2 separate regions of the Homo sapiens genome follow, and region 1 is linked to region 2. The links are chromatin loops, found by intact Hi-C in ENCODE. Cell type or tissue: ovary. All regions are shown on one strand. Each heading gives the region's core, and the rest is flanking DNA. Links, peaks and the distances in the headings are about the cores only. Region 1 overlaps ARK2N (arkadia (RNF111) N-terminal like PKA signaling regulator 2N). Region 2 has its middle 5.8 kb from the start of ARK2N.

Region 1 (11,396 bases), core at 3,088-5,587, 57 kb before region 2:
CAGCACTTTGGGAGGCTGAGGCAGGCGGATCATGACGTCAGGAGATCGAGACCATCCTGGCTACAGTGAAACCCTGTCTCTACTAAAAATACAAAAAATTAGCCGGGCGTGGTGGCAGGCACCTGTAGTCCCAGCTACTCAGGAGGCTGAGGCAGGAGAATGGCATGAACCCGGGAGACGGAGCTTGCAGTGAGCTGAGATCGCGCCACTGCACTCCAGCCTGGACGACAGAGCGAGACTCTGTCTCAAAAAACAACAAGTACTTACCATATTGACACTTTTTTAAATGTCTGTAATATAAAAACAAAGTATGTTGAAAGGGGAATTTTTTAATTGCACTACCTGGAAAAGGTGTAACCACTTTAAAGCAAAATCTATTTTTTTTTTTCAAAACAACACTCCTTCAGACAGCAATGTATTACCTTCAAAGCACTCTGCAAAAACTGAAAATCAAGATAAAAATTTTTCATATATATGATTCTGTTATAAATTACTCCTAAAGTTAAACTCTCCAAACCACAGAATGTCAAATTTTACTTTAGGAAAAATTTTTAATATTTTGGTATAGGTTCTAAGAATTTAATCAGTGTATTCTGGCATTCCTTATCTTTCTGCCAAAACTTCTTTTTCTTCCTTTCCTCAAAATTTTGTAGAAAAGGCTTTCCAAAATTATTAGTGTTCAACACCTTTTCAAATATTCAAAATGTTATTCTTACCTTGAATATAACTATTAATACCTATGTTTTAGGCCAGGTGCGAATCCCACAGAATCTCAGCACTTTGAGAGGCCAAGGTGTGCAGATCGCTTAAGCCCAGGCGTCTGAGGCCAGCCTGAACAACATAACAGAACCCCGTCCCTACAAAATATATAAAAATTAGCCAGGTGCTAGTCCCACCTATTTGGGAGGCTGAGGCGGGAGGATTGCTTGAACCTGGGAGGCAGAGGTTACAGTGAGACAAGATGGCACCTCTGCACTCCAGTGTAGATGACAGAGTGAGACCCTATCTCCCAAAAAATAAAAAAGGCTACCTATGTTTGTTAATTCCATTCCACTGAAATTTTTTTCTTAAAGGCAAAAAAAAATCTACAGAGCTCTTGCCTGATTATTCAATAACAATAAAAATCAGAATGGATCCAGTCAATACAATACTAGCAATAAGTTGTCTATGTTATTCTTAAAAGATTAACCTTTTCTATCTTAAAATGCATTTCAAAGCATGCTTAATATATTAATTATCGTATCATAAAACAAAAAAGAAGCCTGTTAAGTGCTTGAAGCAGTTTACACATGCATAGAAAAGTAGTCCTTAACATGATGAAATTAAATTAATATTTTCTTACATCTAAAAATCCATGTCTAATAAAAATCTGGGTTTCCAGGAAGAAGGTGAAGACAGAACTTCCCTGAAAACACCTAAACTTCAAGTAAAGACTGTAGATTCATTAAAATTCAGTCAGTCATCCAAAACCAATATGCTCTTCCTGTTGATGTAAAACTTAATTTTAAAAAAAATCTGTTTGAGGAAATAGTTAACCAATGTTGCACTATAATTTCAGAGGGAAACCCATCAGTTATAATAAACTCATATATTTTATACTGAAAAATCATACTAACATTATTTATTGTAAGTTGCTTGGTGTTCAAACCTTACCTCTACTGGTCAAAATTAAGTTCAGAAAATCTAAAAATCATTACACACAAAAAAAAGAGATCGGCCAGGCACAGTGGCTCACGCCTATAATCCCAGCACTTTGGGAGGCTGAGGCAGGCAGATCACCTGAGGTTGGGAGTTCAAGACCGGCCTGACCAACATGGAGAAACCCCATCTCTACTAAAAATACAAAAATTAGCCAGGCATGGTAGCACATGCTTGTAATCCCAACTACTTAGGAGGCTGAGGCAGGAGAATCACTTGAACCTGGGAGGCGGAAGTTGCAGTGAGTCGGGTTCGTGCCATTGCATTCCAGCCTGGGCAACGAGAGCAAAACTCCATCTCAAAAAATGGAAAAAAAAAATGCAGAGACCTCTAGTCATATGTATATATTTATATATGTATCCTTATACAAGGATGTATATATCCCTAAACAAAAACTGAGCACAGAAATAAGCCATCCCCAAAGTTAACTTCCAATTCTCATAAAACCAGTTCTAAAAGGAAAAAAACAAATAAAGCAGTAATTTTTCAATTCAAAACCAGAAAAGGAAAAAATGTGGTTCAGTCTATTACTGGTAATTTACAAGTTACAAATATGTGGATATAGAACTGAATTAAAACAAAGTGGTGACATTTTTTCTGAGTAACGTTCCTAAGAAATATTGAGACATCGAAGATCTTGATTGTTTATATACGACTCTAAATATACCGCCTATACTTCCTCTTAAAAAACACATGCAGAATTACGTTTTTTTCCAAAGTGGCAACTTCATTAAATAAAATGAACCTTTTTCATATTGATGTTATTATAAATGTGAAAGAATAATTTCCTCTCAAAAATAAATCCAGGCCAGGCGCAGTGGCTCATGCCTGTAATCCCAACACTTTGGGAGGTGGAGGTGGGTGGATCACCTGAGGTCAGGAGTTCGAGATCAGCCTGGCCAACATGGTGAAACCCCCATCTCTACTTAAAATACAAAAATTAGCTGGGCATGGTGGCAGGCGCCTGCAATCCCAGCTACTTGGGAGGCTGAGGCAGGAGAACTACTTGAACCCCGGAGGCAGAGGTTGCAGTGGGCCAAGATCCCACCATTGCACTCCAGCCTGGGCAACAAGAGCGAAACTCCATCTCAAAAAAAAAAAAAAAAAAGTAAATCCAGTGGAAAACCCAGTTTTAAAAAACCACTTAGTGTCAGCAAACTTACAAATTCCTATTGAAGACTGTCATCCTAATTTAGCTGTGTCTCACAGTATTACTAGAAATCTTTAAAAGATAAAATGCCAGCATTTACCAATCCCAGGCTGCACATAAAAACATCTATCATGTTGCAAGACCTTCAATCCTGTGGTATTTTCTATCTTTTGACACACTCTATGAGCTCTTTAACATAACTAAGGCCCATTTATTTTTAGTTTGAGGATTGAAAACAAAATTAAACTGGTAGTACATTCATTAATAAACTTAGTCACTAGCAATTTAAAACCCCACCCAATACATACCCTTGATATAGTGACCATTTTATCTTTACCCTCTACAGGTATCCTTTACAACAGAGTACCAGAAATTCCACTGGCTGATGCCTACCAGATTATTGCCTTGGGCACTGAGCTTTAAATTAAAGCTCAAAATAAAAATCCATCTCCATATCAATGAAAAATACTATTTTTCTCATGCATGAAATCAAGCTGCAGTCTAATCTGCTTTTCCTACATTATCTTGCATAGTAGGCACATAGCAAATATTTGCTCAGAAACGAATTGTGTTCTTCCTGCATACAAGTAATACGGAATATAATTCATGAAAACTAGCAACAAATTAGATTATTAAATGACATGTGGAATAATGACACAAAAATGTTCATGGAGTAACTATGATCTTTACAGTTAACTATGAGGTCCCCCAATTAGAAGCAGAAGTCAACAGTGTCTGTAGAGAGTAAGTGCTAAGAGATTCTCAAGGAATTAACCATCTACCTATTTGGGTTCACTAAAATTTTCAGTTTTTTGTTTTATTTATATTTTTGGTAAAAAGCAAGGAAGAGGATGGCTCCCACTATTGTATAAATATGGTTCTATGTTCCCACCATACATAACAAAACTCAAGCTAAAATTTACCAAATTCTGGGGCTTTCTGTTGTGAATACCTAATTTTTAAAAAAGAAACTGTTTACTACTGCAGCTTTTAAAACATCATCAGGGCTGGGCTCGGTGGCTCAAGCCTGTAATCCCAGCACTTTGGGAGGCTAAGGTGGGCGGAGCACGAGGTCAGGAGTTCGAGACCAGCTTGACCAACATAGTGAAACCCTGTCTCTACTAAAAATACAAAGAAAATTAGCCAGGCGTGGTGGCGGGCTCCTGGAATCCCAGATACTCGGGAGGCTGAGACAGGAGAATCGCTTGAACCCAGGAGGCGGAGTTTGCAGTGGGCCGAGATCGCGCCATTGCACTCCAGCCTGCGCGACAAAGCGAGACTTCGTCTCAAAAAAAAACAGCAACATCATCAAAAGAAACTTACAATGGGCAAAAGCATATTATTTCTTACACAATCCAAAACGCAGATTGTCAATACAATTAATTTTGTGATAGATTCAAAGGTTGTTCTGTAATATTTCCATTTCCAGCAACGTTAACTAGAAAATTGCAATTATACATCTTTGGGAACTCTGACATACTGTCAATATTTGGACAAGTCAGGTAAGAACCAAAGGGCTGCTGTGGCAGTACTTGGAAATCAGGCATCTGCCATGTAAGCACTTGATGGGGTGACAGGGAAAATTCTTTGGCCAACTAGTTGCATCTTAGGTCCCCTGGGTTCCAGTAGCTGCTTGTTCTCTTCGCCAGTGTCAAGATGAGTTACCTTTTCCATCCACACGTGGAACTTCTCTGTCTGCCTCTGCATCTTGGAAAAACAGCTCCTGGCCTCTTCTAGGCCACTGCCTGTGCAGTTCCTATCACACAGTACCCCTGTCAAGTAATCCTGTAACTTCCCTGGGCACTCCTTCAGATCCCGCAGCATGACTGAAGGCACCTTTAAAGACACTGAGGCCATTTCATAAAACATTATTGCTTCGGAAATTGTATTTTTATTAAGACACACTTACTCAGGAAAATGACACAAGCATTGCTAAGAAGAGCCTGATAGATCCAGCATTCATAGGCAGTGATTAAATTCATTAATCAAAGTCACTAATTCCAAAAAAATAAAATGACTAACATTATCATTTTTCATAGCTTTAATTTATCTACCTAGCAGCATGTATTCTGTTACTACACAGACTGAATACAACTGACTGAATCTTTAACAGTAGTTTCCAACCTTTGCTGAACAATAAGAACTGGAGTGGCTTAACAAATACCAAAACCTAGGGTGGCTCCAAGTCTTCTAAGATTTGTTTCGGTTTAAGCTCCCCAGGTGATTTTAATGTATGTCCTTAGTTGAGAACCACTACATTCTTGAGTATTTTAACTCCTTTCACTTTAAAATTCTAAAAAGTTGTTTTGTCAGCTGGCCCATACTCAATCATTACACAATCACTCTTAGGTGATGATTCTTATCACACAAAAGATCTGTTTTAATTTTTTTTTAATTCTTATGGAAAACCACAGGAAGGAGATGATACAGAATACCTCTGGGTCAGCTTTTACAAACGCTGGTCTGTGTGAAGTGTTAAAATGCATGCCATACACACACACAAAAAAATGTAGTTAAGTTTGGGATATACTACAAATCACATCCTTCCCCTCTGGAGAGCACATTCATTAATGGCTGAAGTGCCCTGTGGTTTAAAACAAAAGGCATCTGTTAACACATAATCCAGCACTTTCCAAACACCTGAACATGTGTACAACTATTAATACCCAGTAGCATAGTGGTCCAGTTTAGGATATGGCCCCATATATATATAATTTCATCCTTGAACTAGGCTAGATTATCTTTGGTTTGGGTCACCTATAGTTTGGGTCTCTAATAAAATAACTATATTGAACTCTTCATTCTAAGGGACCTAATAAAAATGTTACTTCCTCAGATCATTCTTGACTAAAATAGCTTTTCTACCCCATTCCTAATCTTTATCTCTTATATCCTGCTTTATTATTATTCACATCATATATCCCTACCTGATAACATATGATAAATTCATTTATTGTCTCCTCATGAAAGATTAAGTTCCATGACAACAGAGACTTCTTTCACTGTTGTATCCCCAAAGCCAATGGACTGGGTGCTCAGATACTTGCTGAATAAAAGAATGATTGATGGAATCAACCAATCTTAGCCTTATACCATCAACCTACATCAAGAGTCTTATAAATAATGCTCTTATGAAATGCTCTATTGAGCATTTGTTAAACTAATTTGTGAAAACATGGTTTGCTTTATCACATAGTGGCCTTTTATGAAGATGCAAAGAGAAGTTTCCCCTGTCTCACTATCAAATATAACTGTTTCTCCTAGATAAAAAAGAATGTTTAAATCAGTCAGGCCACCTATTTTCAATGCCTAAAAGGCTGTGAGACAAACATTTAGCCCAGCTCTATCCAGCAAACAAAAACCTCATGAAGTCGGTCACCAACCTCTGCCTAATTTCATAATGTTCCTTTTCCTCTGATTACTCCATCCCCTATGCTGTTTTCACTTTTTAAAAAAGTTTTGTTTATACGAAAACTCCCTCAAGAAGGACATACCTTTCCCCAAAGGTTAGTATGTTTAGCTTATGGAAAAAAAGACTAAATGAAATCTAAAGTTTAACTTCCTTTAAGCCCCATTATAAGTGCTGGGCAAACTTAAGCATAGGACAGGAAATCGGATGGCTCCTTTGATCTGCTTTAGATTCTCGCATTACTTATTTCTCAATGAATACTAAAAATGGGTATTTAAAAGCTGATAATGGTATAAGAACATTTATGCTGGGGGCAGTGAGATAAGTTGTAGCCTCATAGATTCCTACAAGCAATAATCACTGATAAGCAAGACATTTTGAGCCCTTAAAAACAGGAACCACTTACGCATTTATCAAAGCCCACAGAACTTACAACACCAAGAGTGAACCCTAACAGTAAACTACAGACTTTGGGTGATAATGATGTGTCAATGTAGGTTCATAATTGTAACAAATGTCCATTCTAGTGCAGGATGTTGATAGTAGGGGAAGCCGTGGCTACGTGGGAGAAGGGGGTACATGGGAACTCTCTGTCTCCTCTGCTCGATTTTGCTACGAACTTAAAACTGCTCTAGAAGCAAAATCTATTAAAAAACAATGACAAAAAAAGGGACCACATTCTCACCTTAAACACACACATGCTCTTTTATTAACACTAAGATATATCCTATTTTGAGAAAAAGACCTTTTCCTTTTACAAAGTTAATATAGGCACTCACTTCAGAAAATAAGCAGGCCAAAAATAGTATCTTGGTGCTTCAACATGAGAAATTGCCAAAGGATACCCACCAGTAAGACTTCAAAGCTTTTTAATTAACATCATCTAGACCTTGTAGCGTACAGAAAACCACATTTAGACATTGCATGCTTTTCAAATAATCGCTTAAATGAAGTAAAAGAGGGCACTTAATGCTTGTTAATTAATATAGAACTGTGCTGTGATTTATAACTAATGTAATTTCAAAAAAACCAGACTCCACTGTTTAGAACTTGATACCCATTAGCAGTAAGAGAACTTAATTGAACCAGACTACCAGTTTCACAGTGATTTTCAGATACAGGAAACTTAACATATCACTGCTTAACTGAGCGGTTCTGAGCCCTGGCTACTCAGTGTCATCACCTAAGGTCAATCATTTAAAGCTGATGCCTGGGGTCAGACCCCAAAGATTCTGATTGAATGGGGCTAAAGTGGGGTCTGGGCATCAGATGGTTTAAATACCACCCAGCTGATTCTAATACATAGCCAGATTGCAAACCATATGTATTTTACCCATCTGATTTGCATTTACCAATCTGAAAATAGACAGTTTTTACCTGATTATTCTGTGTCAGTGTTTTGTTATCAATGTATTTTGTGAGTCTCTTAAATAGCTACCAAACTACAACCAGATTACAAAAGGCTTAAAATAGGGACATGAGGCTTTTAGCCACTGAAATCCTTTGATATTCAATCTAGGAAAAAGGTCAATTACTGCGCTTCATGGATTCACTATGTGGGTTTGGGATCTTCAACCATGAATCCTCCTCACTGCCTTATATTTAAAATTTGCCAAGCAATTAAACCCCCAAAAGGTTAAAAAGCCTCAAAAATTAGTAAGAAAAAACACGTCAGAAGAAAAATGTGCAAAGAATATGAACAGACTTTACCAAAGGAATACAAATAGCTAAACGTTTTTCAATTTCACTAGTGATCAAAGAAATGCAAATTAACATCAAAATACCTTTTTTTTTTTTTTTAATGGAGTCTTGCTGTCACCCAGGCTGGAGTGCAGTGGCATGACCTCGGCTCACTGCAACATCCACCTCCCAGGTTCAAGTGATTCTCCTGCCTCAGCCTCCCGAGTAGCTGGGACTACAGACGCGCGCCACCACACCCGGCTAATTTTTCTTTTTTTTTTTTTGTATTTTTAGTAGAGATGGGGTTTCACCATGTTGGCCAGGCTGGTCTCGAACTCCTGACCTCAGGTAATCCATCTGCCTCAGCCTCCCAAAGTGCTGGGATTACAGGCATGAGACACCACACCAGCAAGATATCATTCTTCTATCAAATCAGCAAGCTTTTAAAAAAAATTAATATTCAATAGCAAGAATACAATGCATGAACACTCAAGCTCCCAGGTGAAATAAACTTATTTTTGTTTTTGTTTGGATTTTTTTGAGACAGAGTCTCGCTCTGTCACCCAGGCTGGAGTGCAGAGGCTCAATCATGGCTCACTACAGCCTCTGCCTCCTGGGCTCAAGCAATCCTCCCACACCAGCCTCCGGAGCAGCTGGGACTACTGGTACATGCTGCTACACCTGGCTAACTTTTGTATTTCTAGTAGCGATGAGGTTTCACCAAGTTCACCAGGCTGGTCTCAAACTCCTGGCCTCAAATGAACCACCTGACTTGGCCTCCCAGAGTGCTGGGATTACAGGCGTGAGCCATCGCACTCAGCTTAATTATTTTTTAAAAGCAGTATGGCAGTATGGCAGTATGGCAGTATGTGGTCAAGAGCCTTAAGTGTTCATACCCTGAACGTATAACAGCAAAAACTTAAAAGAGCCCAAAGGACCATTAGGGAAGTTATTTTTATAATTAGCTAAATTATTCAAAATCCATATGTTCTAGGGAGAATATTTAGTGTTCTGGTTAAATGCTCAAAATGCAATATTAAGAAGGAAAGGACGACATATGCAATACCCAGACAAATTTTGTTATATATCATGGAAGACAACATATTCAAATGTTAACAAAAGCAGAATTGTGGGTGATTTTAACTTTCTACTTCAAATATTTCTATTTTCAAAAATTTCTACAAAGAATTTGTCACTTAAAAATATTTTTTAAATTTCTAAGCAAGAGTTAACTGATCAAGCATAATAAGTTAATTATCTCTACCAGAGAAAAAAACTATGAGGTAAGATGATAGCTGGTCATGATGCAGCTCACTGCATAAATATGTATGGTGAGTAATGGGTGCTGAGATTTTGTCTTGAAGTGGGGCTGAGCTGGTCTAGCCTGGCTGCATGGATTGAGAATTCAAGTAAACTTAAACAGCTGTCCTCAGTAGCCTCAATGACATTCTCCAAAAGAAATGAGATTTTCAAAGGCAAACAAACCAAGACAACCGACTCTTACCTGCCACGAGGGGTATTATTTTTGGAACTTCGGTGTGAATAAGCATTTAACCACAAAGCAGGTCATTAAAGACAAGACAAGATAAAGCTACCCTGTATGGAGGTCCACTCTGCTAAATATTTATGAAAAACAGTTACTGGAAAAACTTTTCCCCACTGACCATGTACACCGATGCACGTATGTTAGTATGTTCAAAAAATTAACTTTTTCAAACTGAATGAAGGCTAATGTCCATTATTTACATTAAAATCAAAATCCCTCCAACTACAGATTTTATAGAGCTAGTCTCAAAACTGCTTTTACAGAGAAACTGACCCCCCATGAACAGTAATACTCTAATCATAAAACTGCAGAGCATGATCAAAGCACAAAAAGATAATGCATAAGGAAACCACTTGATAATGGCCGGGCGTGGTGGCTCACACCTGTAATCACAGCACTTGGGAGGCCAAGGCAAGCGGATCACAAGGTCAGGAGATCAAGACCATCCTGGCCAACATGGTGAAACCCCGTCTCTACTAAAAATACAAAAAAATTAGCTGGGCATGGTGGCACACGCCTGTAGTCACAGCTACTTGGGAGGCTGAGGCAGGAGAATCGCTTGAACCTGGGAGGCGGAGGTTGCAGTGAGCAGAGATCGCGCCACTGCACTCCAGCCTGGTGACAGAGCAAGACTCGGTCTCAAAAAAAAAAAAAAAGAAATCACTTGATAAAAAGCCTTGATACTCAAGATAACCATCACATAGTACTTTTACATGAATTCACTATAAAATATTATAAATTTACTATAAAATGCCCTTTACTCAACTCTAAGTCTGCCAAATGAAAGTACTGCCAGCATTATTTTGATATGATACCTCCAAACAGATTCTTAAAACATCAATATATTTCCAAAAACTTCAAAGAGAGATGATCTAGTGCCGATACTAAGCTGCCTGTCAGTTAACTGCTAACTTTAAAAAATCGTCATAAACATCTGTTGCCCAGATATCAAACTCAATTAAAGTATGATCATGCACTACACTGGTCTGCATTATTAATTATTTGCACTCTCTAAAAGAATATGCATTAACAGTTACAATTATTTGGCATAACATTTAGGATTAAGGTATTAGGATATCCTAACAGGAATTATTTAGGATAATGCCTTCAACTTTTAAGCTGAGCCCAAACAAAAGCTTATAAAGAGCATTTTCTGAATTACTAAATTGGTTGTACCTTAATGAAAGAGTATGGCAATAATCGGTTTTTACTTTTCCACTTGGTTTCCATTCTGTGTAAACAGCTGAATTAACATTCCGACATCCAAGAGATTCTGTTAGGCCCATCCAGCTTAAGTTCACCTGAATGTCCATGTTGTTGAACTCAAGTCAGTTCATAATTTATCCTACCTTTACAATTTAGGCAACTTTTCGACAACTGCTCTTACTATAAGGTTGAACGTGCCTCCTCTCTTCCCCAAAGTCATAAGGTGACTCAGTAAACTGAAAGATACATCACTGTTACATTAAAAATTCACAATGTCACAATTTTTCAAGAGACAACAATATGGACAATTGAAATGAAATTCCTAATATTTGAACTCTAAGTTGTTCCATTTTTGCTGCTTTGCATAATTCCAGTAAAGATCATTCATACCTGTCTTATGGGAATGGCAGGTATACCATAAGACCTCCCAAAACTGCCAGCACACACACAGGCAGTCACATACAGTGACCCTGTACCTCAATCTACCATTTGATTCTCCAGGATTACCTTAGAAAACTATGTGTATTTTCAAAAGCCACAAAGTTACTAAATGGTGTGAACAATAGAAACCAAACTATAGATTCAAATTAATTTACTTTGGTGTTCAGTTAGTACACAATTCAGAAGAGACAAGAAACAGACACTGGTGTTTTAAGTTTTAAGCAGTGGTCAAGATACTCAATTAGAAAGAAGATTAGGAAAATATG
Region 2 (11,396 bases), core at 4,543-7,042:
AGACTGGCGCCCGAGGCCCGAGAAAAGCCAGACAGCGCCATCTGGCGCGATGGAACCCGCGCTCCTCCCGCTGCAGACCGCGGGGCGTGAAGGCGCCGGCTCCCCGGGCTTCTTTCCCGCGCTCCCTCCTTCTGTTGAGACCGTCACCTTCCCGAAATGTCTTTCCCGGGGGGTGGGAAAGCCACTCAATGCAAGCCAAGGACAATGCCTTCAGCAAAGGACAGCGCTCCCTTTTCTGTGCGCTGCTCAGTACTCACCCCCTCCTGAAGCCCTTCCGAAAGCAGCTTGCGGTGTCTGAATCCCAGAGTCGCTCCAGCGGAGAGCCCGTGCCCTTCTCTCCCCGCTTTTTCGCGGATGCCGATAGCTGGGCTCGGGGAGACTCGGCTGAGCTCTTCTCGGGCAGCGGCACCAATATCTGCTCAAGTTTCTGTCCGGGCACCTTGCAGGCCTTGCAGATCGACCGCCACCTGCTGGTGGGACGTGGCCCGCTGGGGAGACCCCGCTCTGCCCCGAATTCCGCCTCTGCAGTCGCCCTCCGATTTGCAGTCAGCCCTGGGGAGGGTGGGGGAAACGAGGTGGACCCGAACCCCGAAGAAGGGGAGGAGGGCGCAGGCCCACTGGCGGGTGGAGCGTTTCCCAAGGAGGAGCAGGAGATGCTGAAGACATATCTCAAGACTCAAGATCTGGCCAAGGACCCGCGCTCCCCCAAAGCAAAGCAGTGTTTTGAGAAGAAAAATAATAATAATAAAGCTTTGAGGAGGAAAATGTAAACGGTCTTTACCTTTACAGAGCTGTGCTGGAACCTCGGATGAGACCCGTCAAGAGGAGATTCTGAAAATCTCACACCACTGGGTCCGCACTCCCCTAAATATCAGTCTCCCCCTTCAGACCAGGCCCCTTAGTTCCCCCACTTCACTCATTTTTTCTGACTGCCTACAGGAGTGCGAGTTTTTCATCCCCAACTACAAGAATAAATTAAGAAAAGAAAATAATTTTATTATACCAGGCACCTTGCATTTAAATGGGTTAAATCCACTGAATCCTCATTACAACTCATAACAACCCTATGAGTTGGATGGCGTTACTAGTCCCAAATTGCAAAGGTGGAAACTGAGGGACAGAGTGACCTGCCCAAGATGACACATCCAAGTAAGTGGCAGTGTTGGATTCCAACACAGGCAGAGCTTACTTTCTTAACCACAGCCACCAACTGCCTCACTGAGAATCACAGAGAACGTAGTGTGTGCTAGCTAAGTAGTTTATCCGTGTATGTTATTTCACTCGTTCATTCATTTATTTACTTTCTGCTACCTGAGTCCTCAAGGGATTTGAGAGGTTATGGGGTAGTGACAAGAGCCCAGCCTATTTCAGGAAAAAAAGAAAAGAAAAGGAAAAATCACACTAAGATCACAACTTTCAGTCTGGAAATGAATGAATGTGGACTAATACATTGAGTTTTTAAAAGATTCCTTGACAGTCTGATCTAATCAATGCTGCAGAAATACTGAAGTAGGACCCTGACTACTGAGATACCATCTTGGGTCCTTCTCCTGTTTTTTGTTTTTTGTTTTTTGCTTTGTGGTTGTTGTTTCTTTGTTTTTTGTTTGGTTGGTTGGTTTTGGTTTTTTGGTTTTTTTCTTGAGACAGAGTCTTGCTCTGTCGCCCAGGCTGGAGTTCAGTGGCGCGATCTTGACTCACTGCAATCTCTGCCCCCCGAGTTCAAGCGATTCTCCTGCCTCAGCCTCCCGAGTAGCTGGGATTACAGGTGCACGCCACCACACCCAGCTAATTTTTTGGTTTTTTAGTAGAGACGGGGTTTCACCATGTTGGCCAGGCTAGTCTCAAACTCCTGACCTCAGGTTATCCACCCACCTCAGCCTCCCAAAGTGCTGGGATTACAGGTGTAAGCCAGCGCACCCAGCCCCTTCTCCTGTTTAATACCAATAAGTCAATTTCCTACGTCGAATGGCCTTTGTATATTTTTGGAGGCTAGGGCATTTGATATCCTAATTACTAATATTTTTATTACTACTATATTTCCATTATTAAATGGTACAGTTACTTGCTTCTTCCCCTTCTTCTGTAGGAGCAGAAGGGATCCTACTTCTGCCTCAAAGTCTTCTGTGTATCCAATACTTAGCTCTACAAGCTCCTGAAATGCCATCTCTCCCATAAAACCAGCTCAGCCCAGACACAACCCCCGTCACCACTACCCTTATTACCCCCTCCATCCTGGCCTTCCACTGTGGGTCAGGACTCCCCTGCTCACACACACTCTCCTACAAACATGTCTGCCCTTGGTCTATCTGTAGGGTTACTACTAAACCATATTCGTCATCCTCTCAACTTCTGTCATAGCCCTAGAGGCCAGAGCCAAGCCTGTCAGAATCACTCTTCACCATCATTTTTTGCACCTGATATACCGCCTAGCCTGGGGCTAAGCCTGCAGCAGGTACCTGCCAGCTGTGGTGGCCTGGACAGTAGCATCAGGGCGTGGCTGGTCTGGCTTTGACTGTAACCTGATCTCTCCTGACTGAGCAGGTTACTTCTACCATTTGCCCTGTAAAATGGACACAATTATGAGAACCACTCTAGAGATGATGAAAGTAGGGGGAGACGAGGGGAGGGAACCCTCATTTCTGGGCTCTGGGCTGCCCCCTCCCTTCCATCTCAGATTGCTAAGAATTGGGCAACCTAAGGCCAGGCGTGGTGGCTCACGCCTGTAATCCTAGCACACTGGGAGGCCAAGGTGGGCGGATCACCTGAGGTCGGGAGTTCAAGACCAGCCTGGCCAACATGGTGAAACTCCATCTCTACTAAAAAAAAAAAATACAGGCCGGGCACGGTGGCTCACGCCTATAATCCCAGCACTTTGGGAGGTTGAGGCGGGCAGATCACCTGAGGTCAGGAATTCAAGACCAACCTGGGCCGGGCGCGGTGGCTCACGCCTGTAATCCCAGCACTTTGGGAGGCCGAGGCGGGTGGATCATGAGGTCAGGAGATCGAGACCATCCTGGCTAACAAGGTGAAACCCCGTCTCTACTAAAAATACAAAAAATTAGCCGGGCACGGTGGCGGGCGCCTGTAGTCCCAGCTACTCGGGAGGCTGAGGCAGGAGAATGGCGTGAACCCGGGAGGCAGAGCTTGCAGTGAGCCGAGATTGCGCCACTGCAGTCCGCAGTCCGGCCTGGGCGACAGAGCGAGACTCCGTCTCAAAAAAAAAAAAAAAAAAAAAAAAAAAAAAAGACCAACCTGGCCAACATGGTGAAACCCCGTCTCTACTAAAAATACAAAAAATTAGCCAGGTGTGGTGGTGCACACCTGTAATCCCAGCTACTCCGGAAGCTGAGACAGGAGAATCACTTGAACCCTGGAGATGGAGGTTGCAGTGAGCCAAGACTGTGCCACTGCACTCTAGCCTGGGTGGCAGAGCGAGACTCTGTCTCAAAAAAAAAAAAAAAAAAAAAGAAAAGGCTGGGCACTGTGGCTCATGCCTGTAATCCCAGCACTTTGGGAAGCCGAGGCGGGCGGGTCATGAGGTCAGGAGTTTGAGACCAGCCTGGCCAACGTGGTGAAACCCCGTCTCTACTAAAAATACAAAAACAAATTATCCAGGCATGGTGGCAGGCACCTGTAGTCCCAGCTACTCAGGAGGCTGAGGCAGAAGAATCACTTGAACCCAGGAGGCGGAGCTTGCAGTGAGCCCAGATCACGCCACTGAACTCCAGCCTGGGCGTCAGAGCGAGACTCTGTCTCAAAAAAAAAATTAGCCGGGTGTTGTGGTGCACTCCTGTAGTCCCAGCTACTCGGGAGGCTGAAGCAGGAGAATCGCTTGAACCTGGGAGGCGGAGGTTGCAGTGAGCTGAAATTGTGCCACTGCACTCCAGCGAGACTCCGACTCAAAAAGAAGAAGGGGCAACCTGGCCTCCCTCAACGTAACCACCCACCCCCACCATAGCCAGCACCCACTAGGATCGCCCAGGACCTGCTAGAAGGCAGTGGCCTCTGGGGAAATGCTGACCTTCTGCACAATAGTAGCCACAGAACCTCAGACAAGTCACCGCTTCCAGGGTTAACATGACTCGCTCTGCCTCACAGCGTCATTCCATAGGATTAAATGGCCTCCTCCAACACAAGGACATCCAGAAGCATTCTAAGGACTCTGAGTAGTGGAAGATCAGACAGTTGTCAGGACCAGGGGCTCTGGGGTTTGACAGATGTGACATTGGACTGAGTTCCACCTCTCTAGCAGAGTGACCCTCAGGCAGTTATGTAACCTCACTGAGCCCCATTGTCCTCGCCTGCCAGACATGGATGACCCCCCAGTACTCCCTTGCAGGCTCTGGAGGAGTGAGGGTAGAATGACTCATGATTTCAGCTCTCAGCTCCATGCTCGGCTCAGACAGAATGCTCTAGAAAGAGGCTGCCGCTCTGATGGCAGCACTCCAGGCCAGCACCTTCTAGGCCACAGACTCTCAGTGGTCAAATACAGTGAAATTTCCATCTCAACAGACTCATTTTTCCAGAGCAGCAGGTTCACGTGGAACCAGAATGGAACAGTGCAGAAGGATACCATGAAAGTGTAGCCAAGGGTGACTGGGAGGGGGCCCCCTTTCCCCCACAAACCTCTAGCTCCCCACCCTGGTTCTCTGGGCTGGCCAATTAAGACTGGTCTGTCTTGGGTAAAGTACTCTGAAACTCAGCTCCAAGTCTCTCTTTCTAACCAGGTGATTCCCCTGAAACTCCATCTATTTAGAAAGTCTGTAAGTTCTGAAAATGGGGGAAAAAAAGTGAAAATAAATGCAAAGGACAGTTTCATTTTTTGTTTGGTTGGTTGTTTTTTGTTGTTGTTGTTGTTGTTGTTTTTTGAGACCGGGTCTCACTCTATCTCCCAGGCTGGAATGCAATGGCACAATCACAGCTCACTGCAGCCTCAACTTCCTGGACTCAAGCAATCCTCCCACTTGAGCCTCCCAAGTAACTGGGACTACAAGCACATGCCACTATCCCCAGCTAATTTTTTAAAAAATTTTGTAGCCGGGCGCGGTGGGTCATGCCTGTAATCCCAGCACTTTGGGAGGCCAAGGCAGGCAGATCACCTGAGGTCGGGAGTTCGAGACCAGCCTGACCAACATGGAGAAACCCCGTCTCTACTAAAAATACAAAATTAGCCGGGTGTGGTGGTGCATCCTTGTAATCCCAGCTACTCGGGAGGCTGAGGCAGGAGAACCGCTTGAACTCAGGAGGCGGAGGTTGTGATGAGCCAAGATATCGAGCCATTGTACTCCAGCCTGGGCAACAAGAGTGATACTCCCTCTAAAAATAATAATAATAATAATAATAATAATAATAATAATAATAATAAAATAAAAATGTTTGTAGAGACAGGGTCTCACTATGTTGCCCAGGCTGGTCTTGAACTCCTGGACTCAAGACATCTTCCCACCTCGGCCTCCCAGTGTTGGGATTACAGGTATGAGCCACCATGCCTGGCCCAAAGGACAGTTTTTAAATTTAACAAGTATGTATAAGCCTCTCATATTTTAATGAAAAGAATTGCCCTGTGTGACATAGTGCCTGACCTTGGGGGACCTCCTGGGTGGAGCAGAGGGTCCTCTGACACCCCATTTAAACTAGCACCCACACTCCCCATTACTGCACCCGTCTTCTTGTTAACACGTGCCCTCATGTGTTCCTGCTTTGCATGCTCTCTTTCGCTTTCATTGGACACACCAGAGGGACGAGCGGCCAGGGGGCGGGGTCCATGCTGTCTGATCGTGCTCAGTGCCTCACGGAGAGACCCCAGACACACTCAGTGCAAGTGTAGTGAATGGAGGAAGTAGACCTAAGATTCCGAAACCTACAAGGATGTCAAAACAAGGAAGTGGTGCCAGGTGCCAAGTGGGTTAGAAGCCAGGAGGAAGGAGGGACCCCTGCAGACAAGGCAGTAGGGGAATGCCTCAGGGAGTGTCTGAAACCTGCCTGCAGGTGGTTAAAAAGGAGGAAGACTCAGTGCCTTGAGGGCAGAGCCAGGTCATCCTTCTTCACTGCCCCCTTGGTGTCCAGCATAGAGCCTGGCAGATGTGACAGCCAAAAAGAGTTTGTGTGTTTGAAAGGACAAGTGTGGAGAGAAGTGACTTTGTGGGAGGGGTGGGTAAGAGGTAGAAAATCCCCTGGGATGCTGGTCGCGGTGGCTCATGCCTGTAATCCCAGCACTTTGGGAGGCCGAGGCGGGCAGATCACGAGGTCCGGAGATCGAGACCATCCTGGCTAACACGGTGAAACCCTGTCTCTACTAAAAATACAAAAAAATTAGCCGGGTGTGGTGGCAGGTGCCTGTAGTCCCAGCTACTCAGGAGGCTGAGGCAGGAGAATGGCGTGAACCTGGGAGGCAGAACGTGCAGTGCGCCGAGATGGCGCCATTGCACTCCAGCCTGGGCGACAGAGCGAGATTCCGTCTCAAAAAGAAAAGAAAAGCCCCTGGGATATTTGGAGGACAACTACCCAAGGGCCAGATGCCTGCAGCTGGACAGCAGAGGAGTGAGTAGAGAGAAGGCTTCAAGGGAAGTTGGGGGATTGAATGAGAGCGTAAGAAGCCTGGGATTTATTTTTTATTTTTATTTTTAATTGTATTTAATTTTATTTTATTTTGAGACAGAGTTTCGCTCGGTCACCTAGGCTAGAGTAGTGCAGTGGCATGATCTCAGCTCCCTGCAACCTCTGCCTCCCGGGTTCAAGTTATTCTCCTCCCTTAAGCCTCCCAAGTAGCTGAAACTACAGGCGCCCACCACCACGTCTAGCTAATTTTTGTATTTTTAGTAGAGACAGGGTTTCACCATGTTGGCCAGGCTGGTCTTAAACTCCTGACTTCAAGTGATCGCCTTCCTTGTCCTCCCAAAGTGTTGGGGTAACAGGCGTGAGCCACCGCGACTGGCTGAGACACTGTTTTGGAAGAAAGGGCTTGGTAAAAGCTTCAAAGCCCTTGTAACATCAGCTTTATAGAGACTGTCTTCACCTTCCTCTCCCCAGCTCCCAAAACTACAGTATTTAAGTAAAGACAAAATTAGGGTATCTGTGGTAGAATAAAAAATACGCATTTGGTCTTTGCCCCAGTTCCTAGCACAAAGCTCTTAAGAGCCTCAGGATCTCCTGAGTAGTAGGAATGTCCTTTGTTATTCAGGACGAGCTCCTTTCAGCCACACCTGAGTCTGGCTCTTGGAGAGTCCCTATATAGCTTCTGGATGAGGGCTGGTCACCACAGGAACCAACCATATGATTAGAGAGAGGGTTGGAACATTCAGCCCCCTCCCCACCCACAACCTCCCAGGATGGAAGAGGGGTTGGAGATTGAGTTCAATCACCAAAGGCCAAGGAAACTTCAGTAAAATCCCCAAAACCACGTGTCAGAGAGTTTCCAGTTGGTGCTGGGAGGATGGCCCACTGGAGAGGGCATGGAAGCTCAAAGCTACCATCTGCCTTTCTTCCTTGCCTAAGGCAAGGAAGGATATTATAAAGGATCCAACTCGGGACCTCCCATTTAGGTTCCTGAATTGAATCCTTTATAATAAGCTGGTATTAGTAAGGAAAGCACTTTCCAGAGTTGTGAGCCCTGCTAGTGAATTATCGAATTTAAGGGGGGAGAGGTCATGGGAACCCCCAAATTCACAATCTGCTAGACGTAAGTATGGGAGCCCAGGCACCTCACTTGTGGCTAGCATCTGAAGTGGGAGCAGCCTTGTGGTACTGGGCCCTTAGCCTGTGGGGTTCGAAATAACTCTGGGTGGTTAGTGTCAGAATTGCGTTAAATTGAACTGAATTGCTTGGATACTCACTTGCTGTCAGAGAATTAGAAAACTGGTACCAGAAAAAAAAAATACAGGATTCTAAAACTTTGACTTCATTCTACTTTTTTTATTTTTATTTTTATTTTTGAGACAGAGTTTCGCCCTTGTTGCCCAGGCTGGAGTGCAATGATGCAATCTCAGCTCACCGCAACCTCTGCCTCCCGGGTTCAAGCGATTCTCCTGCCTCAGCCTCCTGAGTAGCTGGGATTACAGGCATGCACCACAATGCCCGGCTAATTTTTTGTATTTTTATTAGAGATGGGGTTCTCCATGTTGGTCAGGCTGGTCTTGAGCTCCCGACCTCAGGTGATCCACCTGCCTCGGCCTCCCAAAGTGCTAGGATTACAGGCGTGAGCCACCGTGCCTGGCCTATTTATTTTTATTTTTATATTGTTTTTAGAGACAAGGTTTCTCTATGTTACCCAGGCTGGAGTACAATGGCATGATCATAGCTCACTGTAACTTTGGATTCCTGGGCTCAAGCAATCCTCCCACCTTAGCCTCCTAAGTAGCTGGGACTAGGGGCACATACCACCATGGCCAGCTAAATTTTTTTTTTTTTTTTTGTAGAGACAGGGTCTCACTATGTTGTCCAGGCTGGTCTGGAGCTCCTGGCCTCAAGTGATCCTCCTGTTATGGCGGGGGCGGGGGGGGGTCCTTGCTCCCAGAGCTCCCAAGATGACAGTGGGCTGCTTCCAAGATGGCGGCAAGCCTTTTGTTCTCTGACCTGGGGTTCTTGGCCTCACGGATTCCAAGGAATGGAATCTTGGGCCATGCAGTGTTATAGCTCTATTAGAAGCCGTAGGTCATGGAAGAGAACCATGGAACCCAGTGACTAGCGTTCAGCTCGATTAGGACAAACCCGGGCACTTAGCTGTGCAGGAACAATGGCAAGCCTCCAGCCTGATTGGGAGTGGCAATGGGCGCCTCGCTGGATCAGGAGCACAGAGGACACCCTGCCGGATCCAAGGGATGGAAGTCAGCGGCGGGTCTGCAGCAGCGGCAAACAGCAGTGGTGGACGGCGAGCCAAAGCTCAGCTCCAGCCGTAACAAACATGGACCAGAAGAGAGTGCAGTTGCAAGATTTAAGAGTGAAAACAGAGCTTCCATACAAGGGAGGGCACCCAAAGAGGGTAGCAGTTGCCAACTGGAATGCCTGGGTTTATATCCCGATCATTATCCCTCCAACTGTGCTCTCAGGCAATAGATGATTGGCTATTTCTTTACCTCCTGTTTTTACCTAATTAGCATTTTAGTGAGCTCTCTTTACTATCTGATTGGTCGGGTGTGAGCTAAGTTGCAAGCCCCGTGTCTAAAGGTGGAAGCGGTCACCTCCCCAGCTAGGCTTAGGGATTCTTAGTCAGCCTAGGAAATCCAGCTAGTCCTGTCTCTCACTCCTGACTTGGCCTCCCAAAGAGCTGGGATTATAGGCATGAGCCACTGTGGCTGGCCTGACTTTAAACAAATATGTTATATGTGGTTTGAACTGGATATGTTATATTAAGCAAGACCAGTCATAGGGCAAATCTCTTATGAGGATTCCTTGCCTTCCTTCTGTGTGACCCTCTCTACCTTTTATTTAGGTGGCAGTCAAAGCGGCCATTCCCCCAGACACCAGAAGGTGAGTTGGTTTCATGCTCTGCCTCTCCCAGGGGTCTTGAATTATAAAGGAGTGCCTCTGAGGTGGAATCCATGGGAATTCATCTTTCCTGGTGACATTTCAGGTAAAGTAGTGGGTGGGGAAAATATTACCAGGTGGGGACCATCCCAACATTCCTTGTATGCACACATGATTACGTGGCCGTCTTCTCTAGGTGGGTATTAAGAGAGCCAAATGATGCGTGTTGTTCGATTTTATTCTAAAGGTATTCGTTGGAAGCCTGCCCACTAACCACAAGGCACATTGTTAGGCTCTTGTCATATAATCCTCATGACAATGAGCAGGACAGGTAGGTTTTACAGAGGAGGAAACTTAGGCTCAGAGAAGACAATTCACCTAAGCAAGTCACATGGGCTAAAGGTCAGGGAGGGAGTCAGGATTCCTGGAAGAGAACATGGTCACCTCCCTCAAGATTACTGCTGTCTGTCTAAGAACAGGGCTCAACCTAGAAACACATCACAATAGCAGAGGGGGTCGATGCAGAATAGGGACATGTCGCATGGAGAAATTAATTCCCAAGAGCACCAAGGACTTCTTGGAAGAGGAAGCTTTTGACTAGGGCCTTGGAGAAAGAGCAAAGCTTCCACGGATAGAGATGAAGAGAAAGGTATCCTGGGCAAAGTCTGGCATAAGGGAAGGCTGGTATCAGGAAAGTGCAGGGCACAGCCAGACTCCAAAACAGGTGTGTCTCTCATACAAATGATACATAAGGGTCATGTGTTGGGCCCTTATCCCCTCCCCTCCAATTTTGTTTTTGTGTTTTTGCTTATTCATGCCAAGAATGTACATTTATATAGAGCTTAACTTGAACCCTCTTATAAGGAGGATTTCATTAGCTCCTCTAAACAGCCATGAAAGGTAGTTAGGTTAGGTGGGTATTGCTACCATTTTGCAGAGATTATACAACTGACACCAAAAGATTTCAAATAAATGCCTATTGAATGAGTGAATGAATGAATGAATGAATGACTTGCCCAAGGCCACAAGCACTAAATGGGAGAATAGGGACTAAACCTCATTTTGCTCCTCCAAATCCCAAACTCTTTTCACTACTGTACATATCTGGGGGACTTAGCAGTGCCATCGTGTCTGTGTATTGGGGGTGGGGAATTAGACTCATTATTGTGTTTTATAATGTGCTGATCATCTGAAAAAACTCCGGGCAGGAGAACAATACAAGCATTCATTAAAGTACTTCAATAGACTGACAGCAGCAACAATAACCTAAAATTAAATGAAGCAGAGTATCTCATGTGAGTCTTCTCTTGAGGAGTCCGGTGCAAAGGCACCAGGCCATGGGGAAATAGAATGGGACTCCCTAGGAGAAAGACAAATAAGAGATTTACAGAATCTGGTTGGAGGTAGGGGACAGCAGGCTAGGAGGGCCCCCACCAGCCAGGCGACAAACCACCAGGACCACAGGTCTCTGGGCAGCTTTCAAAAGCTCCACAATTCATGATAGCTATAATTTACTGGTAACCACCAGTAAGCACCAGCCTAGAAGCAACCTCAGAGATCACTATCGTATTTTAAAGAGTCCCATCTGGGCGCGGTGGCTCACACCTGTAATCCCAGCACTTTGGGAGGCTGAGGCAGGCAGATCACGAGGTCAGGAGATCGAGACCATCCTGGCCAACACAGTGAAACCCTATCTCTACTAAAAATACAAAAAATTAGCTGGGCCTGGTGGCAGGCGCCTGTAATCCCAGCTACTCAGGAGGCTGAGGCAGGAGAATGGCGTGAACCTGGGAGGCGGAGCTTGTAGTGAGCCAAGATCATGCCATTGCACTCCAGCCTGGGCGACAGAGTGAGACTCCGTCTCAAAATAAATAAATAAATAAATAAAGTAAAAAAAAAAGAGTCTCAACATAATGGCATCTTTGTACTAACTT

Evidence for each region. Hi-C counts contacts between places; a loop is a spot of excess contacts. Peaks named below come from ENCODE experiments on the same cell type or tissue, not always from the same donor. Only the 100,000 strongest peaks of a DNase experiment are listed, where the experiment ranks them.
Region 1: it touches region 2 in a loop (7-fold over the local background); 48 of 110 quality-filtered maps call a loop at or near these places.

What each region holds. Positions count from the first base shown.
Region 1 is chr18:46,218,217-46,229,612 of GRCh38, reverse strand. All of the region lies in intron 2 of ARK2N (arkadia (RNF111) N-terminal like PKA signaling regulator 2N), which reads right to left. Among named protein-coding and RNA genes, the nearest start is that of ARK2N, 50 kb to the right of the region's middle. RefSeq lists a silencer at 9,203-9,403. In ovary, for the core only: no CTCF peak of the experiment used is centred there; no DNase peak of the experiment used is centred there.
Region 2 is chr18:46,162,574-46,173,969 of GRCh38, reverse strand. It overlaps a transcript of ARK2N not described here. Among named protein-coding and RNA genes, the nearest start is that of ARK2N, 5.8 kb to the left of the region's middle. RefSeq lists enhancers at 313-362, 5,802-6,663, 8,314-8,813, 8,814-9,315. In ovary, for the core only: no CTCF peak of the experiment used is centred there; a DNase peak (open chromatin) is centred at 5,771.